2 separate regions of the Homo sapiens genome follow, and region 2 is linked to region 1. A link is a contact called in ENCODE Hi-C or POLR2A ChIA-PET data. All regions are on one chromosome and are shown on one strand. The core of a region is the stretch at or near the end of the contact, and the rest is flanking DNA. Distances in the headings are between cores, read along the strand shown.

Region 1 (3,486 bases), core at 616-3,115:
TGGGGAGATAAAGGAAAATTACAGTCAAAGGGGATTTGTTCTCAGGTGGGCAGGAGTGGGGGTCTCAAGGTGCTCAGTGGGGGAGCTTTTTGAGCCCGGATGAGCCAGGAAAAGGACTTTCACAAGGTAATGTCATCAGTTAAGGCAAGGACCGGCCATTTTCACGTCTTTTGTGGTGGAATGTCATCAGTTAAGGTGGGGCAGGGCATTTTCACTTCTTCTGTGATTCTTCAGTTACTTCAGGCCATCTGGGCATATACGTGCAAGTCACAGGGGATGCGATGGCTTGACTTGGGCTCAGAGGCCTGACACAAACCTGTTGATTTCCTGGCCCAGCTTGAGTGATATTTCTCCTCTCTCCATCCCCAAGGGGACACATCACTTGATTTCCTGGCTACTTTTGCTCTGTTGTGGGTGAAGAAAGCCACTGCGACTGCATGACTGTGACTTAGATGGAGAGGGGAGGATCAATCTCTTTTTAATAGACAGAAGAGGGAGTGAGCTGGAGAGGCAGGCAGCGAGAGGGAGGCAGTTCTTTCACTGGTAGGGAAAGGACTTGTGTCCTGGGCCTGGATCACCCAGCTCTGTGACTCTCAGTATTCTATCTAATCTTCCTGGGCCTTAGTTTTCTCATCTGCAAATTGGGGAGAGGGATAGAAAAATTGGAAGAGACAAGCCTGACTGTGCAGTGGGTTTTCTTTCCTTTTTTTTTGAGACGGAGTCTCGCTCTATCTCCCAGGCTGGAGTGCAGTGGCGCAATCTCAGCTCACTGCAACCTCCATCTCCCAGGTTGAAGCGATTCTCCTGCCTCAGCCTCCCGAGTAGCTGGGATTACAGGCACCTGCCACCACACCCGGCTAATTTTTGTATTTTTTGTAGGGACGGGATTTCACCATGTTGGCCCGGCTGGTCTGGAACTCCTGACCTCAGATGATCTGCCTGCCTCAGCCTCCCAAAGTGCTGGGATTACAGGTGTGAGCCACTGCGCCTGGCCGTGAAGTGTGTTTTCTGTTCCATCTAGCAGTGTATCCAGGAGCCAAAGCTGGAGCCTGGGCTCTGGCACCCCCTCACCCCCACCCCTCACCCCTACTCCCACCCGAAGCAGTGGTGCTCATCCCCGTGCCACAAGCTCAGCCTCAGTCATGGGTGGGGAGAGAAAAGCCTTGCTCTGACCCCAGCTTAACCCTGGCCCCCATTCAGACGTATTGTTGCTATTGTTTTCTGGGGTTTGCTTCACCGGAATACTGCCCCTTCATGTTCTAAGATCCTTCCCAAGGAATACGCAAGTCCCTCCCCCACCACAGTGCACATTCACTAGATAGGGGAGACTTTACTTTTTTTGCTTGCAAAATCCAAGTCCTTTCACGTTTCCTCTCCAAAGTGATGAAAAGGAATTCGGCTGCCAGGACAAGTCACAAGGAAGATGAAAGCAGCTTTCCTGAGGTTCAATTCTTCCAGAAACAATCTTCCTCTTCCCTCTTCCCCCAACTCCTCCCCAACTTTCAATGCACCCAAGTGTATATTGTTTTTAAATGTCAAAGGGAAAAAAAAAAGAAAAAGAGAGTGAGAGAAAACCCATTTGCTCCTGAATGTCACATTCTGCTGAGGGAGAAAAGGCAGAAAGAACAAGTGTTGGAATTAAAGAGAAGCAGATTTTTTGTCTCCTTTGCCTTATTCAGGTCTTCGGGCCGGCCCCCTTTGCTCTCTCCTCTTCCTCGTTTCCCTCCCCTAGGCCGCATTGAAATGTCAAACACGGCAGTTTGCAGCTGAAAGGGGGTCCCTGGTGGGAACAGCCTGCCCTTCTAACCTGCAGGACCGAGCTGTTCCCTGCTCGCCCTTGTGTTTGCTTTTCCCCTTTCTTCCTCGCCGGCTAACGCCAGCAGCTGTTGTTTGGGACGGAGGAGGCGAAGGGGGAGGGAAAGCCTTTCCACCTGGGCGTGTGAAGGAGGCGCGTTACAAACAACGCTGGGCCCCTTCTTTCCCTCGAGTTTTTCCAACCTCCGGTTGACACAGAGATTGTCCCCTGGGGCCTTTTCACTTTCCGCCTGGGAAGAGAAAGGCCGGGGAAAGGAGCTCCCTGTACCCAGAGTGCCTGCCTCTGCCTGGGTCTCCTCTCTCCCCTTTCGGGGATTCTGTCCAGGCACGTTGGAGGTCAAGACAAAGCGGTGCCAACGGGCCGGGCGTGGTGGCTCACGCCTGTAATCCCGCACTTTGGGAGGCCGAGGCGGGCGGATCACGAGGTCAGGAGATCGAGACCATCCTGGCTAACAAGGTGAAACCCCGTCTCTACTAAAAAATACAAAAAATTAGCCGGGCGCGGTGGCGGGCGCCTGTAGTCCCAGCTACTCGGGAGGCCGAGGCAGGAGAATGGCGTGAACCCGGGAGGTGGAGCTTGCAGTGAGCCGAGATCACGCCACTGCACTCCAGCCTGGGCGAGGGACTCTGTCAAAAAAAAAAAAAAAAAAAAAAAAAAAAAAAGTGCGAGCGGAAGTAGAAGCGTTTTCCAACGCCCAGAGTTGGTGAAGGTCTAGGGAGAGGATGTTTCCCTATATTGCTGGCGAAGGGGGACATTGGTCCAGCCTTTCCAGAGGGCTTCTTGGTAACATCAATCAACACCCTTCGAAAAAGTGCAAATGCTCAATTCAGCAATTCCAGGTCTAGGGATTTTCTCCTAAGAAATAATTAGGCAAAGAGCCAAGAGTTATGCACAAGGATGTGTGCCTCAGGAGTGTTTATAATACAGCTCAATTGGAAACACTTTTCTCTCTGTCCAGGATTAAAAAAATGAAGGCATGTTATCTCATGGAATAGTATAGGGTCATTGTAAATGATGATGTAGATTTATATTTGTGTATGGTAAATGTGTTACAGGAAAGGGTCCCGATCCGAACCCCAAGAGAGGGTTCTTGGATCTCGCCGAGAAAGAATTCAGGGCCAGTCTGCGGTGAAAAGCAAAACCAAGTTTATGAAGAGAGTAAAGCAGTGAAAGAACAGCTACTCCATAGACAGAGTAGGACGTTCCTGAAACTAAGAGGAGGAACGTGTCCATCCTAGGTAAAACGGTTCTATATGTGGGGAGATGTTCTCTGCTACAAGGGTTCGTGATGAAGGATTAATTTTCTTAATTACAATATTTTGCAAGAATCGATATTATCTTTAAAGCAAAATTAGGAATGTTTTTGTTCTCCAGATATCAAGATATCTGCATGCTCCCAAATCTGGGTCTGTTTAGTAAACATTATTAATTTGTTCCCTTAACTGTAAACATTTAGAGGCTAGGAATGCCTAATTTTCTGAGTGCAGCCCGGCAAGTTCCAGCCTTATTTTCCTGGCTCTCACTCAAAATGGAGTGGCTGTGGTTTGAACGCCTCTGACAAATGCACCTGTTAGCAATAACGTAGGCACACACTGAGAATGGCCTTGTATGGCAGACACACCTGAATGTGTGTTCTGAGCTAGGGAATCCGGGAGTGGGAAACACGGAGA
Region 2 (3,486 bases), core at 710-3,209, 52 kb after region 1:
GGTGTTCTGTGTGTGTGTGTGTGTGTGTGTGTGTGTGTGTGTGTGAAAATTTCCTCTTTTTATAAGGACACTGGTCAAATTGGATTAGGGCCTCGTCGCTCCAGCATGACTCTCATCTTGTTACCAGCAGAAGTTATCCAAGTCACCAGCGGTGAATCCGTAAGGGTCTGCGGCAACCTTGATCCTTGCCTCTTCAGAAGAAAGAATTCGATTGAAGGGCGTGAGGCAGAAGAAGAGATGGAGGCAAGTTTTAGAGCAGGAGTGAAAGTGTATTAAAAAGCTTCAGAGCAGGAATGAAAAGGAAGTCAAGTGCACTTGGAAGAGGGCCAAGTGGACATTTTGGAGGTCAAGTGCGGCATGTGGCCTTTGACTTAGGGTTTTACACATCGGCATACTTCTCCGTCCTGTGTCCCTTTTCTTTGATCCTTCCCTTAGGGTGACCGGCCCACATGAGCCATGGCCTGCTAGCGCTTGAGAGGTGAGCATGCGCAGTGTGTTGACTGGAGTCGCAAGCATCCTCTCCTGAGGCCTTCTTCCCTTTTCTGCTGAAATGCCCCCGGAAGGTCATCCTCTGCCATTTTGCCTCATAATGCACATGCTGGAGCCCAAGCCCAATTCCTGAGATCTTATTAAGAAGCTGTCGGCCGGGCATGGTGGCTCATGCCTGTAATCCCAGCACTTTGGGAGGCCGAGGCGGGCGGATCAAGAGGTCAGGAGTTCAAGACCAGCCTGATCAACATGATGAAACCCCGTCTCTACGAAAAATACAAAAATTAGCTGGGTGTGGTGGTGTGCCCCTGTAAATCCCAGCTACTCAGGAGGCTGAGGCAGGAGAATCACTTGAACCCAGGAGGCGGAGGTAGTGGTGAGCCAAGATCATGCCGAGCCAAGATCGCGCCACTGCACTACAGCCTGGGCGACAGAGCGAGACTCCATCTCGGGAAAAAAAAAAAAAAAAAAAAAGAAGAAGAATCTGTTGATCACCAATTTCAGGTGTTTTCTATCTACAGGGAAATTGCCTTTCCCTGGTGCTGGCTGTCACAGTGTGACAACTGCCTGACCATCACCTGGTGGCCACCTGACTTTCCTGTTGGGGTGTGGGTTCGGGGAGCCCTCTTCTGTCCCGCTCATGCCTAACTAGCTACCTTCTGTAACAACCTTAACTAATTCATTTGCCGCAACCTTATTTCCAAATAAGGTCACATTCTGAAGTACTGGGGCTCAGGATTTCAACATATGAAGGGGAGTGGGCACAATTCAACCCGTAACAGCAGGTATAGAGTTTTTTGTGTGTGAGCTGTGTCATGTGCAAGCACTTGAACTTCAGGAATTTTCGCTTTTCCATTTTAGAGATAAGCCACATTTTTTGCTGTGAGATCAACACACTCCTTTCTAAGTTTTTGTCAAAATCATAACTTATGAAAAGCAACTCTGGGGATGTTGACAAAACTGGAAAAACAGATGTCTTGAGCCAACTGGGATCAATATGAGCCGAGCAGAAGCTTGAGAAACTCAGGTGAACAAAAACATAAATAATTGGTCTTGGTTGTTCATTCACCAGTTATCAATTTCACTACTTTGAGCTGATGATTTTGGCAGACTTAATGCCCTGAGATTTCACAAGTAAATGTTCATAGAAACTATTTACAATAACTGTATACCTGCTCACAACAGACTACAGGATTTAGAGTCCCTTTCTTTTCCCTCCTCTCTCCCTCCCTCTCTCTACTTCCTTTTTAGGCATAACTGTTAGTACAGGGCTTTACTTGTTAATTGTTCTTTTGTGATTCTGTTTGTGGCAATTAAATGCAGTGGAGGTTTGGTAATTAGCTGCTGTAATTAGAAACACCTTCGGGTTAGGAAGGTGTTTCCTTTTCATCACTTTAGGAGCTCTAGCACTCCCTTCAAAACGCCTGCACTTGGCTGTGGGGGAGGGGGGAGTGAGCAGCTGCACATCATTCACGCTGGAGGCGGCTTTCTGCTAACAACAACACCTTGCACCCTGCCTTCAGAATTCTCCCTTGCAGCTGCAAGCAGAACTGAAAAGTGTGCAGGGCTGCTCTTGCAGTTAATAATTCCCAGATCTCCTGCAGGCCCCTCGGCGCACACGTCTAGGCTGGAATCTGGACAGCGTTATCCTGGACAATTCAATCCCTGCCAGAAAGGTATCGCCTCCCCAAAGATTGTCTGTCTGCCTTTCTTCCTATTTTGGGCTAAAGGGACTTTCAGGAATTACATATGTACATATTTCATGTTCCACAATGGGAACGCTTGTATCTCACGTCAAAACAAAAGTTAAAGAAAAATGAAAAACCTCATGAATTGTCCTTTTAAAAATTCTCTGTTTCCTGAAAAACAAACAAAACACCAAAACAAAAAACTCAGACGAAATAAAACCCTGGTGAAAACCTCCAACTGGGAGTACTTGCTGCCTGATCTCCTGGCTGAGGGAAAGGGAAGTAGTGTTTCTAATCCATTATTACCAGACGCTGAGCTTCTGGGAAGAAAGAAATGCATCTTAAATTGTTATTTTCCTCTTCTTCTTTTCCCAGTCTTGACTCCTTTTTCTTTTGCATTGTTTGGCAGCTTCAGATTTCATACCAAGGGAGCTTGCTCAAGGGACTAAGAGGAGTTTGAGGGTGCTCTTTCTGGGTTTAGATCTGTAGGTACCTGCTGGCCTCTGACACCCTTAAAACCAGTGAGAGAAAAGAGATGGGGGCCCAGTACCCGGGCCCTGCTGGGAGCTCTCCTCAGACCGGTGTGCACCCAGAAGTCCAGATTCACTGGGTGGGGGTGGGAAGGGGCTTCTCAAGTTCCCCCAGAAGTACCCTGAACACCCCAAACAAGTAAATGCCTCACCCTCACGTCACCTCTCCTCCCCTCCCCCCGAGATCTGAGGAGGGGGACAGTCTTTTAAGTGGTTCCGCTCAGGTATGATATTTAGAATCTTTTTTAACTTTTAGAATCTTTTTTAACTTTTAGAAAGTCATGGGCCGGGCGCGGTGGCTCACGCCTGTAATCTCAGCACTTTAGGAGGCTGAGGTGGGTGGATCACGAGGTCAGGAGATCGAGACCATCCTGGCTAACACGGTGAAACCCCGTCTCTACTAAAAATACAAAAAATTAGCCGGGCGTGGTGGCGGGCGCCTGTAGTCCCAGCTACTCTAGAGGCTGAGGCAGGAGAATGGCGTGAACCCGGGACGCGGAGCTTGCAGTGAGCCGAGATGGCGCCCCTGCACTCCAGCCTGGGAGACAGAGACTCTTGTCTCAAAAAAAAAAAAAAAAAGAAATTCTTGTGAGTTTGGTATTCTACTCCATAATATACCAACTTTGGTGCTAGGGGAAAGATGATATTTTCTCCACCAGATCTGTGATTAAAATGGATGCTCCCGTGCGGGTGGTGCATGTCTATTACAACCCGGTGGGGGATGCTCTCGTGCGGGTGGTGCATGCCTATTACAACCTGGTGGGGGATGCTCTCGTGCG

Evidence for each region. A loop is a pair of places that touch in the nucleus more often than their neighbours do. ChIA-PET counts read pairs that join two places held with the same protein, here RNA polymerase II (POLR2A).
Region 2: a loop to region 1 is called in a map of endothelial cell of hepatic sinusoid, with 4 times the contacts of the local background. The contact joins two enhancer-like sites. A Hi-C loop is called at or near these places in 1 of 168 maps with a recorded cell type or tissue (endothelial cell of hepatic sinusoid). POLR2A ChIA-PET finds 5 or more read pairs at or near these places in 3 of 52 experiments (CD4-positive, alpha-beta T cell, Panc1 and WTC11).

The regions. Positions count from the first base shown.
Region 1 is chr15:93,278,511-93,281,996 of GRCh38, forward strand. All of the region lies in intron 5 of LOC105370982 (a long non-coding RNA gene), which reads left to right. Among named protein-coding and RNA genes, the nearest start is that of RGMA, 190 kb to the left of the region's middle. RefSeq lists enhancers at 1-22, 23-904. Within about 2 kb of position 1,866, at least 6 of the 41 ENCODE cell types and tissues checked have a DNase peak (open chromatin) inside an H3K27ac peak, as active enhancers do.
Region 2 is chr15:93,329,917-93,333,402 of GRCh38, forward strand. The region is part of intron 5 of LOC105370982 (a long non-coding RNA gene); the gene reads left to right. Among named protein-coding and RNA genes, the nearest start is that of RGMA, 240 kb to the left of the region's middle. RefSeq lists enhancers at 1,532-2,133, 2,134-2,733. Within about 2 kb of position 1,960, at least 3 of the 41 ENCODE cell types and tissues checked have a DNase peak (open chromatin) inside an H3K27ac peak, as active enhancers do.